Regions from separate parts of the Mus musculus genome. Here region 2 is linked to region 1. A link is a loop called in an ENCODE intact Hi-C map of the cell type or tissue named here. Cell type or tissue: heart. All regions are shown on one strand.

Evidence for each region. Peaks named below come from ENCODE experiments on the same cell type or tissue, not always from the same donor. Only the 100,000 strongest peaks of a DNase experiment are listed, where the experiment ranks them.
Region 2: it touches region 1 in a loop (2.7-fold over the local background); 12 of 42 quality-filtered maps call a loop at or near these places.

The regions. Positions count from the first base shown.
Region 1 is chr15:55,433,099-55,441,098 of GRCm38, reverse strand. Col14a1 (collagen, type XIV, alpha 1) reads right to left here. Exons shown (of 48, transcript NM_181277.4): 24 at 4,012-4,158. Among named protein-coding and RNA genes, the nearest start is that of Gm52209, 29 kb to the right of the region's middle. In heart, no CTCF peak of the experiment used is centred here; no DNase peak of the experiment used is centred here.
Region 2 is chr15:55,306,931-55,314,930 of GRCm38, reverse strand. It overlaps Col14a1 (collagen, type XIV, alpha 1), which reads right to left and starts at 7,180. Exons shown (of 48, transcript NM_181277.4): 1 at 6,947-7,180. In heart, no CTCF peak of the experiment used is centred here; DNase peaks (open chromatin) are centred at 4,170, 6,890 and 7,310; H3K4me3 peaks cover 2,140 bases; H3K27ac peaks cover 504 bases; H3K27me3 peaks cover 3,324 bases.

The sequences.
Region 1 (8,000 bases):
TGTATCCTGCCCCCATTCAGGCTGCCCAGCAGGAGTCGGTGTAATCAAACTGCCAACTACAAAGTGGTTCTGATGTTGATTTAAGGCAGAAATCCTGGTCCTCTGGTGAGATGTAGGTTCTGGCTGCTTTCACATAGACAGTGAACCTCATTTCCATTCTGCCTAAGTACTGACCATCAGTCTTTGTCCCTGACACTTCTAATCCTTTCCAGCCTGTGTCTCCAAAGATGCCACTTACAAATGAAATATGATTCACTCTCTATTCTGCTCAGTGTGAAACTTGAAAAAAGCCTCTCGCTTCTGGGGACCAAGAATAAATACTTAGGGACTGGAGTGTGGTCAGATCTTTTCAGCATGCAGATGACCTGGGAACAGTAAGAGAGAAAACTGATTCTTGTGCCAACTCACAGCAAAGCACCAAGGAGTTGTAGCACCATTGCTACCTACAGTTGTAGGTAAAGATAAAATAGTATTTTATTTTTCATTTTTATTGATACCCAACACTGAAGATTTAGAAAAAAAAAAGAAACAGAAAATTCTCATCATCCCCGTTTAATATTTGGGAAACGCCCATTCACAAAGGGGAAGTCCAACTTCAAGTAACGGACAGATGGGTAAGTTCAAGCTCTGACAGATGTTTAAAGGGAATTCTTTCATAAGAAGAGATGAATTTTGTATTCTTTTCCAATCTGGGACACAATAAAATTAAATTAGCTCCATGACATGAGTGAGTCAGCATGAAAGAATGAGGTAACTGTATATTACTGATAAAGGAAAAATGTCCATGAACTAATTACTGTGTGACACAAAGCAAGACACAGGACACCATGGCAAAATCCCACTTGTGGGTAAAGTAAAAGGCGTTTTTGGAAGAAACCACAGTGATAGAAATATGTCTTCCTAGAAAAAAGAAGGAGGGAAAACACACTTTATGTGACGCTCCCGTTCAGTTATGGATATATGAATGCCTATTGTTCTTAAATGTTGTTGTTGTTTTGAGAATTCTAAAATTAAAAGGGAGAGAGAGAAGACAAAAAGACAGTTTCTTTTTTTGTTGTTGTTGTTGTTTTTGTTTTTTTCCCTGCAAGAAGAGAGCTTGCCTGCAGAGAATACTCTGCCCACTGAAACTAAGGAGAGAGCTACCCTCCCAGGTCTGCTTATAAAAAGACAGTTTCTAATACTAAAACTGTGACTGCAAAACTTTCTTTAGATCACTACAAACTGCTTCCAAAGCCTGGCTTACGCACTTTAAGTGACTTGGGTCATCTTTGTTATTAAGCATTTTTTTTTAATATATAAGATGCAGACATATCCTCAGTTTCATCAATAAACTCAGAATCAAATCAAGGGGAGGTTTGTTTGAACAAAGCATCCGGCCAAAGAATCTCTTGGGTATGAGGAGCACACACTGTGGTGCCACATGCTTATACTCCTTACTTGGCACACAGATGGTCCTTATCATCAACCATATGACAAGCTGTCGCATAACAGATAAACAGGCCTGATCTGTGCTGCTTCAGAAAGTTGAACTTGAGCCAGTGGATGGAAGAAGCTATTAGAAGACAGATATCTTCCGTATCAGGGAAATATTTACATCAAACTAAGAGATCCAATTGGGATTAACCCTGAGTTGGTACCTAACAAGGGTAAGATTAAGGTTAGAGGACTAAAGTAAACCAGGGTCACAAAGTTAGTTGTTTCTGACAGTCAGACAAGCACTGAGCATGAACAGGGAACTTAGCCTATAAACCTGAGAACCCAGAAATTAAAAGCTTCTGGCAGATTGGCATCAGGAGGGCACATAGGCTGTCTTTGAAAGGCGTCCAAGATTTTAAAATGTACTTTATAAAAAAATTTTTTTAAGTAAAGGTCCAGAGAAAAATGCATGATAGTGAGCTGTAGGTCTGAGGCAAATAGTTGTGACTCCCAAGAAGGCAATGGAGAAGACAAAAAAGTAGGTATTCGATAAAACACAAGAGGAAGCACTCCACAGATGCTCAAAGGTGTTGAAAATTCACTGCCACCATTGGCAGTTAGAAAATAGACAGTTAATTTTATGGATGAGCAAAAAGAATCTCGGAGGTGTTGAACTTCTCAAGACTATGATGGCTGAAAGTGGCCTCACAGAGATCCAATAAAACATGCTTGAGTCCAAGACTTGGATACCACCAAAGACCTGTTACCTTCAAACATTACATGATGAGTACCCATAAGACATAACTCCAGTCAACCAGAAAGGAAAGGAGCACCTGATACATTTCATGGCTTTGGTAAATGTCAATGACATACTCATTAAAACATGGTAGATACAGAGGGTGGTCTGCTATATATATTTTATCCATATAAAAGGTCTAGGAAAGGATTTTACAAAATAAAGAGCATTACCTGAGGTTACATAAGAATGGAAAGGTGATAACATAAGGATAAAATTTCTTTGGGATGATGGGGATGCTTTAAGATGGTATGATAGTGGTGTTCCTATGACTCCTCCAGTGTACTCAAAATAACTGAGTTGCCCACTAAAAATGGCTCTTAGATTTAATGATATAAATTATATGTCAAGAACACATGTTTAAAACGTTAGATATATTTATTGTGAAATAAAGTTTCTCTATTTAAAATTTTAGTTGATTCAACATGTTATATTTTAATCAATTATTAGGGAAGCCCCTCACTATGTAGCAGTGGCCAGACTGGAAGTCAAACAGATCCCATTGCCTCTGCCCCTTGAGTGTTACCATCAAGGATGAGTTATATAACACATGAGCTCATCCAGTGTTTTTTAAGGGAGTAAGCTGATTGTGATTTCTTTCTCCATGGTCCTAGAGGCTACTATATCTATACAAGGTGGTGGTTCTTTCTACATGCCATGCAAAAACTGAAGGAAATCCCATCACCTGTTCATATTCTAAAATCTGAATACAAATTAGAGATCCTGAGTTAGGCATACAAATAGAACCACCCTCAGTTCACTACTGTTAAATCTATTTTAGCCATTTCAATGGCTGAGGCCTCCAGGTCAGGAACTTTTTATTAAGAGCTACTGTAAGTCCTAGAGGGGATAGGGGCTCCACAAGAAGACCAGCAGAGTCAACTAACCTGTACTCTTTGGGTTTCCCAGAAACGTCACCAACCAAAGACTATACGAAAACTAGACCTAGCCCCAACACACACACATATGTAGCAGGTGTGCAGCTTTGTCTTCAAGCAGGTCTCCCAACAACTGGGGTGGATGCTTACCCTGACTGTTGCCTGCCTATGAATCCTGTTCCCCTAACTGGACTGCTTTCTCTGACGTCAGTGAAAGACGGTGTGCCTAGTGCTGCAGTGACTTGAGGGACCAGGGTAGATTGGTACCCAGAGGGGACCTCCCCCTTTTCATAGGTGAAAGGGAGGGATAGGGGACAGGGGCCATGTAAGGAGGAGACTGGGAGGAGAGGGGCGGCTGCAATTGGGGTGTTAATTAATGCGGAAAAAAGATACTCTAAGAAGCTGGCACCCTCATCTCCTTGGAACATGTAAAAAGTGTCTTGTTTTAATTTTATACTTGGCCTTTCCATTCCGTGCATCAGATCTGGGGCCAGCTTGAAAAACAACACAAGGACCTCTTAAGGAGGCAATAACTCCAGGGTCAGTCAGTTGGAACACACCGTTGGCTCTGAGCCCACCCTCACTGCTGTGATAAGATGGCATTGTCCTCAAGCTCAGCTTCACACACCACATACCATGAATGCTTCTCTGAGTTTGGATCATAATGTAAATCATTGTTTCAAGCCTTTTGCCATCAGATGGCCCTGGGGCAACATATGGGGAATGGAAAAGAAAATACTCTAACGGCAGTAGCGGGGCATTGTGAAGAATTTCGGGGTGGATAAAGGGGGGAAATTGTACAAGGCTCATATTCCCAGGCAGCAAGAACTATTATTTTTCTAAACAGGGTGAAGCTGTAGATCCATATAGATATGCGATTTGCTTATTTTGAGGGGGATCACAAGAAGGCATTTGACTTACGTGTTTTCTGCATGATGCTCACACTGGGTCCCTCTAGCTCCTGGAGCTTTGTGTAAACACTGATTTTATACTCTGAATCAGGCTGAAGTCCATAGAAGCAATGCCTGTTTACGCCTCCTCCCACCGTGGATTCCTGTGCTTGTGTGTCTACATTAAAAGCAAAACAAAACATATGTGAGATGAAAAACATGAAGCAGCCATTGCGTCAATCATTAACTTCTAAAATGCATTCTAGGAAAAGCCTATGTCACACAACCCCACCATTTGCATTTATTTGCAGCATTGTATCTCCAGGTAAACCTTTTTATATATTCACTGAATTTCTTCTGTTAAAAATTACATTTGTAGACCACTCCAGACTTCAGTATGGTGAAAGCAACCAGGAAATCACCGGATCCTACAACAGATGTTGAGTCATCAACCTTCAAGTGCCAAGTCCAAGAAAGCTAAGACTCTCCATCTACCCCAAACCAGAACTGCTGGCAAGAAGAGTCGTCAGTTCAGTTCCAAAAGTAGTGGGAAGGTGCAAAAGACTGCCAATAAAGACAAGAAAACCCTGCCATGGATCCCAAAGAGAAAGACTTCTGAGAAGACTACACCACCTACAAAAAAGACTTTAAAAGCCAAGGGAAAAGTACTATTCGGTCACTACCACCTCCTGATGGAAGAGATGAAAACTAGTACTGAGACAGAGCCGGACCATAGCACTGTGAAGAGCTCCAGTGTTTCGATGAGTGACAAGGAAAGCCAATAGCCTCTGAATGCCACCAAAGACCTAGAAACCCATTCAAAGGTCTGGTACCTGAGCATTGTCAAACTATGTAGACTGAGTATGTACTACACAGTGCTTTGACGCTGATGAAAATAAAATCAGTCAGATGTGGAAAAAGTTACATTTAATATGGACAAAAATAAGGCTTATTATTGTTTGATTCCCAAGTCATGTCTTTATTGAATGAAGAACTATGACTGCACATAGTTATGTGTACGAGTCTTAACTGATCTGTTGCACTCAACTCCCATTTATTAAGCTTGATTCACCAGAACATAGTCACATGATCACAGACTTACATAAAAAGACCGGTCTTTAACTGCATACAATTTAAGATCATCCAACAGGGTTCCCTTCTAAACAGTGATCTAAGACACTTCAGTTAGAATTTGTTCTCATAGTAACATGCACAAAAGCTTGAGGCATTACCAGGGCAACAGAGGAGTTCCCAGAGTGCCCCGTTTCTTCTCTGTCACACATGATTTTAATGAATATTTTTAGGTTGGCATGCAAAACAATGGGTTTCATGACAGCATTTTCATGCTATGTGTCATTACTCTTTGTTCTAAGTCATCCCCACCCCCTTACTGTCCTGCCTTATCCTCCTCTTTGTGGCCCCTGTCATCTCCTCAAATAAACTGCTTCAGCTTTCATGTCACACAAATTTCCTTCCCCTCTCTTTTTGCTTCTTGTTCCCTCTGAAGACCTCTTCCTCCTCTCTCTTATTTCCCCCTACACATACTCAAGCTTAGTTTATCCTTGAACTCATTGTGCAGCTAAATTTTGTTGTTTTTTTTTTAATTTCTGATCCTTCTGCCTCCATCTTCTGAATAAGAGATGAAATAAGAGACATGTGAACCATGCCCAGTTTTGTGAGGTGCTAGGGACTGAACCTTGGGTCTTTTGCAGAATAGGGGAGCATTCCATCCCCGAGCAGCACCCCCATCGCCAGCCTTGATTTTGATCTGACACCTGTGATGGTTTTATCTTAAAGGCGACTGAGAAAACTTAGCATGCCTCTTCTAAACTTCCTGGTTGCACTATGCAAACCCCTCTGTGTTCTTTGAACAGGACATGGTGCTGAAATGGTTTAAGGCCACAGAGACAGGAGAACCAGGTCCTTTCAGGTCAGTCAAGGAGTCAGGTCACACATCACCGCACCTTCTGTCTTCCCCACGTCAGAGGCACAAAGAACGTTGGAGGAGTAACCATTGACCCTCTTCTCTTTTCCCTCGCCCACAGTAAAATTCCTATCACTTTAGAAGAGTTGGTGCTGGCCCTGGGGTCTGGAGCCAGAGCAATGGGTTAATCACATTCACCATTATGGACAGCCTACTTATTCTAGGTCCCGTGTTGGCTGTTGTTGAATGATAACCACCACCGCAAACGGCAACAGCCAAAGAAGCTAATGAATGCTTGTCGTGTGCCAAGAACTATCATACAGATTTTTATGTCTACTAATCCTTTCTATTCTTATATCACTTATAATTATCCTCACTTTAAAGACAAGAAACTGGAGGCCAGAAACATTAACAAGTTACTACAGTGCCAAGCTCAGCCACAAACTGAAATTTGAATCCAAACTCTAAGCTCAGGTCTCAGAGCGTGTCACTTACTGTCCACTACTACGTTATAGTGTAAAGACTTAATTCTTCACAATCAAACATTCTGAGCACTCTGGAGTGCTCACTAGCTAGAGCCCAGGTAAGGGGTCCTTACAAGTCAGGGCTGGGACTTTCGGGGGTTTTTAACTACTGAAGAGTTTCAGAATCAGGCATAATATTTATTTCTTCACATTTCTAGATATCTAGGTAGATGGAGAAATTGTCATTACTACAAAAAGAACAAATATTAAAATTTCCCTCCGGGGCCAGCAACATGGCTCAATGGCTAAGGGTGTTTCCTGCCAATCCCAGGACTTGAGCTTGACCCTAGGAACCCACATCATAGATGAAGAACAGAACCAGCTCCCACAAACAGTCCTCCACACTTGCTGTGGCATGTGTGTGCTTCCCCATCCCCAGCCACCAAATACACAAATAAAATGTAACTTTAAAAACTTCTCTTGGAGGCCCTTGGTCCTGTGAAGGCTCAGTGCCCCAGTGTAGGGGAATGCCAGGGTGGTGAGGTGGGAGTGGGTGAGTGGGTGGGGGCAGGGGGAGGAGGATAGGATAGGGGATTTGTGGAGAGGAAACAGGAAAAGGGGATAACATTTGAAATGTTGAAATGTAAATAAATAAAATGTCCCATTTAAAAAAAAAAAAAAAAAAACTTCTCTTGGAATTAAGTTAGATTCTGTTCCCTAAATGTTGTCTTTGCTTTTCCTAAAGATTTTTAAAATTTTTATGTATATATCTGTGTGTGTCTGTGTGAGAGCATGCCATGTGTGTAGGCATGCTTGAAGAGACCAGAAGGTGTTGGATCCCTAAGAGCTGAATTTACATGAGGTTGGGAGCCACCCAACACAAGTGCAGGTAACTAAACTACTCCACAAGTCCTCCGCAAGAGCAGCAGGGGCTCTAAACTGCTGAGCCATTTCACCAACTCAAATTGCATATGATTAATCAATGCCTTATAACTGCTTATTGCTAGGAATTTGGAAACTGCTCTCAAAGGCTACATGGATTCAATACATTATATATTTTGTTTAGCAGTTAATAGGAACAACCTGCTTCTCCACAAAAAAATAATAATAATCACTTCAGAATTTTACTTTTAAACCAGCATGTGCAAAATATAAAACAGATGAATTGATTATTAAGTGAAGATAACACAGCACTTTTGCCTTTTAGAAAGCATGACGTCCAGACAAACTTTGACTTTATATTTCAATCTATATCAATATTTATGTATCATGATAAACATTATTTTGAATTTTGGCTATGGAACAATGTTGACCTCTAAATTAAAGTCATTTGGTAAATGACATTTGAAATTAATTTCTGTATATTATGAATATTAAGGAATTTTATAAGTGAACTTTATAAGTAATATTTATTAATATGTTAGCACTGGGCTAAGAGGATGTGACGACTGGGATTCATCTTCAGCATCACAACAAAGAAAGACAAACATACTTGTTCCCAGCAGCATACTGTCTACCTGAGTTGTTTCTCATGTGTCATATGTAATGATCAAGTGCAAAGCATTGGTACTGGACCAGCAAGATGGCTCAGCTGGTAAAGATGCTTGCTCTACATGCCTATTGACCTGAGTT
Region 2 (8,000 bases), 130 kb after region 1:
GATGGCTTGCTGGGAAATTGTTTGGCAAGGGTAAGGACCAGACTTCCAGCATTCACAAGAGGGCCTAGAGAGTCAGACAGTGGCCTTTAATCCTGTCTAGGGGAGAAGGAGGGACAGTAGATGGCCAGAGTGAGCAGAGTAGGTTGAGCAGGCAAAGCAACAGGATCTATGTTCAAGTGAGAGACCCTACTTCAATATGCAAGGTAGAGAAGGATCAAGGAAAATGTCTAAAGTCAACCTTAGACCTACACACGCACACACACATACATACACATACATACATGTACTTGCACACACATATACGCACATGCATGCACACACGCATACAAGCATGGACACACACATGAGCAGACATGTTATACACACATACACATAAGAAAAGACAAGTCCTCACACTCCCACAGGCCTATCTGGTCTAGGAATCCCTCAGTAAATCCCTCTGAGTCTAGGCTGAGTTGCCAGCTAAAGCTAACCATCGCAATGCTGATCACAGAATGCCAAAGCACTGCCCTTCCTCCTTCATGAGGGAGGCTTTACCAAGAGCAACAGATCTCATCTGGGTCTAAAAACGCCTTTATGGGTGGCACCGGCATCCAGCCTCCCAAGGAGTAGCAACGCCCAGCTAGCTTGGTGGCCTTAGAAATTCTTTTACCTTTCTAGATGGTGATACTGGAAGACCTCAGATGGCATTTTAGCTCATAACTTAACAAATTCATAGGTATACTCAGCAATAAATACTGATTAATTTTCAATAAGTGATCAGTGTCCAGTTCAAATTGGTTGTGTTGGATGACTTCCAATTGGCTTCAGGTAGACGGCACTTGAAATCAGCAGTCACCGGTCAGATGTGAGCCTTGGGGGTGGATGGTCCTAAGGAGAGTACACTCCTTTCTTCCAATAGCATGGGGCTCTCCAGAGGTGCCACTCTTCACTAGTTCTTCCTAGGAAGTTAGCAATGGCCCTGTGAGAGCTATTCCTTTATACAAGAGCTACTAGAAACTGGCCCCAGACATGCAGCTATGGAATGAGTTGAGGAAATAGCTAAGCAGGTTAAGTGCTTGCCACACAAACGTAAGATTCTCTGTGCAGCAGCCCCTAGAACCCACATAAGCCACACGTGGTAGCATGCGTTTTTATTCTCCATGCTGGATAGGCACAGACTGGAGGATTCCTGGAGCCCACAGGCCAGCCAAACTAGTGTAATGGGTGAGCTCCAAGCCAGTCAGAGACCTTATCTCAAACAAAAGTAGAAGTAAATGGCTCCTGGGGAGGGATACCCAAGGGTGACCTCTGGTCTCCATGGTTAGTCACTTCTGAGCATATACTCATTTAACAAATGTACACACACACACACACACACACACAGCTGCTTCAACACTCTTAAACTAGATATGTAAGTTTTGAGATAGAAGCCAGAGCCATCCCAGAAGCACAGCAAAGTAGTGACAGCTACTTGACACAAGAATGTTCCATCATTTGGCTTTCGTCTCACCTCTGCTCCTGCTTCTAAGGACTGACAGAACTCCTCCACCAGGGAAATAAGAGCTTATCTTAATCAAGTGTCTGTCCTCAGTAGAGGGCTAATGTCCCTTCTCACCTTAGGCATCTCCATTCAGAAAGGCTTCTCTGGTCCTCCCAGTGAGAGGCAGATGGCCTTCCCCTGGTGCCTAAGATGCTAACCTTTATTTCCCACTCTATGGGTTTATCATCCAACTGTAGTTATCAGTTGCATTTCTACTTTCAGAAGTGCAATACTGTATTTTGAGTATTTAGCATAGTGACAGACAGTACATGGCAAGATGCTGGGCTGGAGAGGAAGACAATCAAATTCATTGTTTTAAATTCTCAATTCAGTTTGTGCCCTTCTCCACAGAAGCCAAGACAAAAGGACATCCAGGAGAGCATTTTTAATAAAGGGCTCCTGACGGCCCACACAGGCCTGTGGCAAAGGCTCGCCTCCCTCTACCACAATGTTCACAAGCAGCTCAAGTAAATTCTAGAAAGGAAGAGTCTGGTACCACTCCCTGTAGGGACATCTGCCAGGGTAGTTTCAGCAGCCACTAACAGAAAAATGAAACATGACAATTGATTTAGAACCAGGCATGGAGGCTCATGTCTGTAATCCCAGCACACGGGAGCCCGAGACATAAGGGTGGCTGTGAGTTCAAGACTAGAAATAGCAACATAGGCAGCAGTAGCTAGTTATGCAGTGAGGTCCTGGCTTAAAAGGAAGCAGGAGAGGGATGCAAGACTGTGCAATGGGTAAAAGTGTGTGTTGTGCAAGCGTGATGACCTGAGCTTAAACCCACAGTGAAAGGAGAGAACTAACTCCAAAAACTTGACCTCTGACCTCCACGTGGGTACATGGCATATGTCCACCCACACACTCATGCACACACAACACATACAGGAAAGATAGGAGGGATACTACAGATTTAAGTTGTTCAACCTTGGGGGAATTTGGGTCTCTAAGCTCTGCATTTCAACTGCACTCTTGGCTCTCATGACGCCCCACAGATGTTCCTCTCTAGTCACAATGATAGAGCCAAAAGGAAAAGGAAAAAGAAAAAGGAAAAAAGACTATAGAAGTTTTTAGGAGGAAAACAAAGAAGAAGAGAAAGAAGCAGGAGAGAAAAAAAAGAGAGAGACCACTTTTTTTCGACCAGATTCTGAAGTCAGCTTGGTCCTCAGAAGTCCCTAGATCCCCCTGCCTCTGTCTCTGCTTCAGCTAACAGAGCACCTGGCCTCAGCTCGCACCATCCCCTCCAGTTGTGCACACATACCCTGCCGCCCCACCCCAGCAGAGAAACTGGTGGATAAAGTGTCCAAAAGGATATGGGTTGAGACCCACTGGCCTTTTCCTAAGAGTCTCTCTGTCACTTGCTAGACCTCACTTGTAACCCCAGGGGAGGTATTCTGTTTCTCTGGAGTTCAGTGATTTTATACTTAGAAGGGAAATTGTATTTATGTCCCAAAGTAATGGGGAGATGGGGGGGGGTGTTGGTTTTTGTTTTTGTTTTGTTTTGTTTTAGAGAGAAAGGAGTAAATACTCAGAATGTGCCAATACTTCTGCTACAGTTTGGGTTATAAATGTCACCTAAAGGACCAGTATATTTAAATGCCTGTCCCTCTGGGACATGGTAGAAAATCTAAGGGGGGGGGGTCTACAGAAAGGCTTTCCCAGGGACCCCCTTTTCCCTTCTTCTCATTTCTCTCCCTTGTACACAATGTAAATGATTTTGCTCCACTACAGGCATCCAGTTGATGATGTACTGCCCTGCCACAGGCCCAGAGCCTCAGAGCCAAACTCATCATTCTGAACAAGACCTCCTCAACTGCGAGCCAAGCACATCCTCTCTCATTCTAATTATTTCAAGTATTTTGTTTTAGTGACAGAAAGCTGAGTAATACATCTTCTAACACATGCACACACACACACACACACACACACAGAGGGGGGGGGTCATTATCCCCATGAGAACAGGAAGCAGTCTACACTCAAGGCTTAATGTCTAGAGGAGTCACTGGACCTTTGCCCCTCTTTATTTTTTTACAAGGAGTAAGCAAGAATTGATTACTTCCTTGACATCTTGACATCCATCACACTCAGGGACATATTTCTGAGACAAAAGTCACTGTTGGTTGCTTCCCTTTAAACTTGCTTCCCATCCTCCCCATGGCCAGTCCCTCCCAGCAATCACCTAGGGTCTCCTGCACCAGTGCCATAATCCCAGATAAAGTGTTAGCTCAGTGCTGCTCCCACAGCACAGCCTCCACATGCAGGGATTCAAAAAGACTTAGCGAGATTGTCAATTATACTTTGGGGGCCAAGAAAACAGCAGTCACTTGGCTGAATTGGATGAAGGTTGACTGCAAAGCTGAAGTCACATCTCTACGGAGGATGTTGGCAACAACCAGGCCAAAAGAAAAAAAAAAAAAAAAAACAGGGGAAAGATCCTTGTGTTCTCGTTGGTGACCGTGAGGAGTGAGATCTAACGGGAATGTGCCCTGTGGGCTCTTCCTAGTAGGTGAGGGGCTCCCTAGACTCACTCTTCAGTCTCTCTCCTTTGCTCAGTCTATCCTGGAGGTCAGCCCTGGATGGTTCTGAAAAGCATAGAAGGCTAGAGACTTCTCTGAAATCTTCAGCTGGACTCTGAGAGGTCCAGGACTAGGGCCAAAAAGCTCCTCCCATCCATCCTGAACCCTGGGAGCCATCCAAAACGACTCCAGGAACACTGACAGGTTCCAAGGAATCCTGCCCAGAGAATTAATAATTAAGAGGCCTCACTAGGGTGGCTCCTGTCCCTTCCAATGGACCTGTTGGAGGTCAGGGCTATCGTGGAGGTTCAGGATCATCCTGGTTCAGGGACCCTGAAGCAGAAGGAGAGGATACCCAGTATTTATTAAAAGACTAAAAAGATGCCCTATGTAAAATGGGTAAAGCCTAAGGGTATCCTAGTAGATGAATAAAATTAATCACAAAGGGCTTATACAGTATAATTCCATGTATATGAAATCCACCAAGACCGGATGACAAGTTGGGAAATTACTATCCAGAGCTGTAGGTTTTCTGTTGGAAATACTAAAAATGTTCTATATCTTTTTAGAAATTTAAAAAACAAAAACAAAAAACATGTGGCCTGGCGGTGGTGGCACACACCTTTAATCCCAGCACTTGGGAGGCAGAGGCAGGTGGATTTCTGAGTTCAAGGCCAGCCTGGTCTACAGAGTGAGTTCCAGGACAGCCAGGGCTACACAGAGAAACACTGCCTCGAAAAAAAAAAAAAAACAAAACCAAAAAAACAAAAAGCATGTGTATTTGGCGTGGATGTCCATGGAGACAAGAAGAGGCTGTCCAATTCCCTGGAGCTGGAATTACAGGTGTTTATGAGCTGCCAAATATCCTTGCTTGGAGCCAAACTAACCTAACCCTAACCCTCTCTAGAAGAGCGGTAGGTGTTCTTAACCACTAAGCCATCTCCAGAAACCTAAAATAATTCTTAATTTGGGATGTGTACTGCACATTTTAAATATACTAAAAGCTCTTGAGTTATGCACTTTAAATGTGTGAATTGTGTCCTGTGTGAAATGATTATCAAGTAGACTGTTTACAACACAAACAAGGAACCAGGCATGGTGGCCTATGCCTGTAATGCCAGCACTGAGGGAACGAAGGCAAGAGGGTCCTAGAGTTCCTAGCCAGCGGGGGCTACCTGATGAGTTCCAGGCCAGTCATGGCACAACCTGTCACAACAAAATAAATAACAAAACAAACAAACCAACCAAATCAAACCATCAAAGAACTGTATTAGAAAATCTGGCATTGGGTCCAGGTGCAACAAAACCCCCTCCGTGTTATTCTCTTAACATCAGATCTAAATTCCATCTGTCCGACCCTCCATTCACCCACCCACCCATTTCTAATGTAATAGTGAGGCTACCTATAGAGGTGGAGTCCCTCTTCAGCAACAGAACACCCAATCTCTTTAGTGCAGCCACCCTGAGCCTGCTTGCTACTCCATCCTATAAAGAAGTGCCTTTGGTCCTTTGGTAGAAGCTGAGGCCAGGACCTCCAGTAACTGAAGATTGAGAAATCTCATTTTCTCCTAACCGTGGTGTCACAGAGGTCTTCCTCCTATTTCTCTTCCTACTGCTAGTGCTCCACTTTAACACTTGCTACCAGCAAACAACTCTGCAAGGCTTCCAGCAGAGTCAAAGCCAGGCAGTGGCGCGCGCACACACCTGCAATCCTGCACTTGGGAGGTGGAGACGGGAGGAATGTGAGCCCAAGGTCTCCTCCCTCTGTTCTGAAGAAAACTTTTAGACCAGCCTGAGCTACATACCACCCTGCCTAAATAAATAGATCTTTCTTTCTTGGAACTCCAGTCAGATCTAGAAGTCATGTTCCAGCAGTTGGCGGGGTTGGGGAGTTGGAAGCGGGGGAGGGAAGTGGGAGAGGGATTCATACCACTCTGAGAACTGCACGTGAGCATCTTCAGAGGTGCTCTTCAGGGCAAGTTAACAGCTCTCCTAGACCTTGCCTAAGCAACCCTGAGCACAAGACTAGCTACCCACTGAGCACCCAAGAACTCAGCACCAAGTTTGCATAATGACTCCAAACCGTGGCGGGTAACTAAGGTTACTTACTCGAAAGAATCACGGGGCTCCTCTAACCTAACCTAACCTAGCCCTGCTCCAGACTGTGCATACTGCATGCTAAAGCCCAACTTCTGCAGATGCTCCGGATGCCCACAAGCGGAACGCAAGAGGAGTTCGCAAAAATAAAAGGAAAAAAAAGTGAAGAAGGTTCCTGCAGCAGCTTAGCTTGGTGGTTCCCCTCAAAGCAGCAACACTGGGAGCTTGGTATCATTCTACTGTCTATGAACTCTCACTGGCTACCCCCCTTTCCGTGCAGAGCCTGGTCCACAGCTGCCCCGACGTGCAGCAACAGTCCAGTGAATGCTTGGATGCGTGTTCTCCAAGGACTGGTCTCCCGATCCACTGCCAAATAGAATCTAAACAGCGTTGTGCTCTGTGCGTACACGGTGCTTCCAAAAGACTCCCTAAGCCTTTACCAATTGAACTTGCTGGAGCCACCACTACAGAGCTGCCAAATGCAGCCAATTCCAGCCCGGCGCCCACCGCACACAGACACCATGGGAGGGAGGGATCCTCAGAGAGAAACGGAGGGCTCCTTTGCTGTCCACACACCCGTCGGTCACTAGGCGCGTTGCAATCTCTCTGCCCTGTGGTCCCCAGACAAGCATCTATCTGGGTGCACGGTCTCCTAGCTCACCCCTAAGGTCTCCGGCCACCCCGCGGGCACACTTGCAGTGGTTGGTCCTGGCAATCGCATCCGTCTGCAGGTGGCTCTCACTGGGGCTCTTTCTTCACCTATGAATTATGCAAAGCCGAGCGGGAAAACAGTAGGGAAAGACGAACTGACCTGTGCAGGGCAACGTTCCAGCCCAGGTTGGGGACCTCTTGGCGCCTAGGGAAGATTAGCCGCCGACTGGTTCTTAGCGAACCACTGCCCTGGCTCGCCTTCCCTCAGAGTACCCTTTCTCAATTAACTTCTCTTTCCTGTCGTTCACTCTGTCCTCTCCTTGTCCCTCTCCCGTCGCCTCCTGCCCTACAGAGCTTCCTTCCCCTCGCCTCTCACCCAGGATCAGATAAGAGGAAAGAAACCGCTGCGCGAGCCAATTATAAAGCCAAAGGTGGTGGCGGGGGGCGGGAAGTGGGGAGACAGACCCCCACTTTCCCTCCTCCTCTCTAGCATCCCCGCCCCGCTCGAGTTGCAGAGGAGCCCGCCCCACTCCTCCCAAGTTCAGCCCAAGGACTGGCAGCCGACCCAGGTGCGCGTGGCAGCCGGGTATAGAACGCAATTGAGGAGCCCCTGGGTCCTCCCCACCCCCACAACTAAAGCAGTGCCCTGTGCTCCCCCCCCCCCCATCAGAACCCCCGAGTCACTGGGAAATCTCCAGCACTCGTCCAGGCTCCATCCCCAAAGATGAGTTTTGCCTTCCCACAGTGGGTCCCCTCTCCCTTGCTCTTCAAGTCCTAGGGACCAGCACAGTCGCCAAGGGTAGACATTTATTCAACGGGAATCGACTGGAAGAATGCTAAATTGGAGGGTTTTCTTGGTCGTAGAAACAAAATATGGACAGTTTTATGCTGTTGGACCAGCAGATCTCCTTTCCCCATGCTCAGAGATTACAGTCAGTAGGTTTGAGCGAATCCGAAGGACCCATCGTCTATAAAACTCTGGGGACTCTGGTCTGTGCGGGCCACGCCCTTTGAGAAGTCCTGTTCTGGAATGGCTAGAGATGCTCAGAGCTCTTGGTGGCTGGGGACTGGATCTGAGTTCTTGTCCTCTGGGCGCTTTTTAAAAGGTCATCTTCCCATTTTGTGTCAGGTTAGCAAATGCCCAGGCGTCCAGTGTCACACCAGAAGTTGTCATCGGCTCAAATGGAGAGCGGGAGTTGCATACACGCCGACCA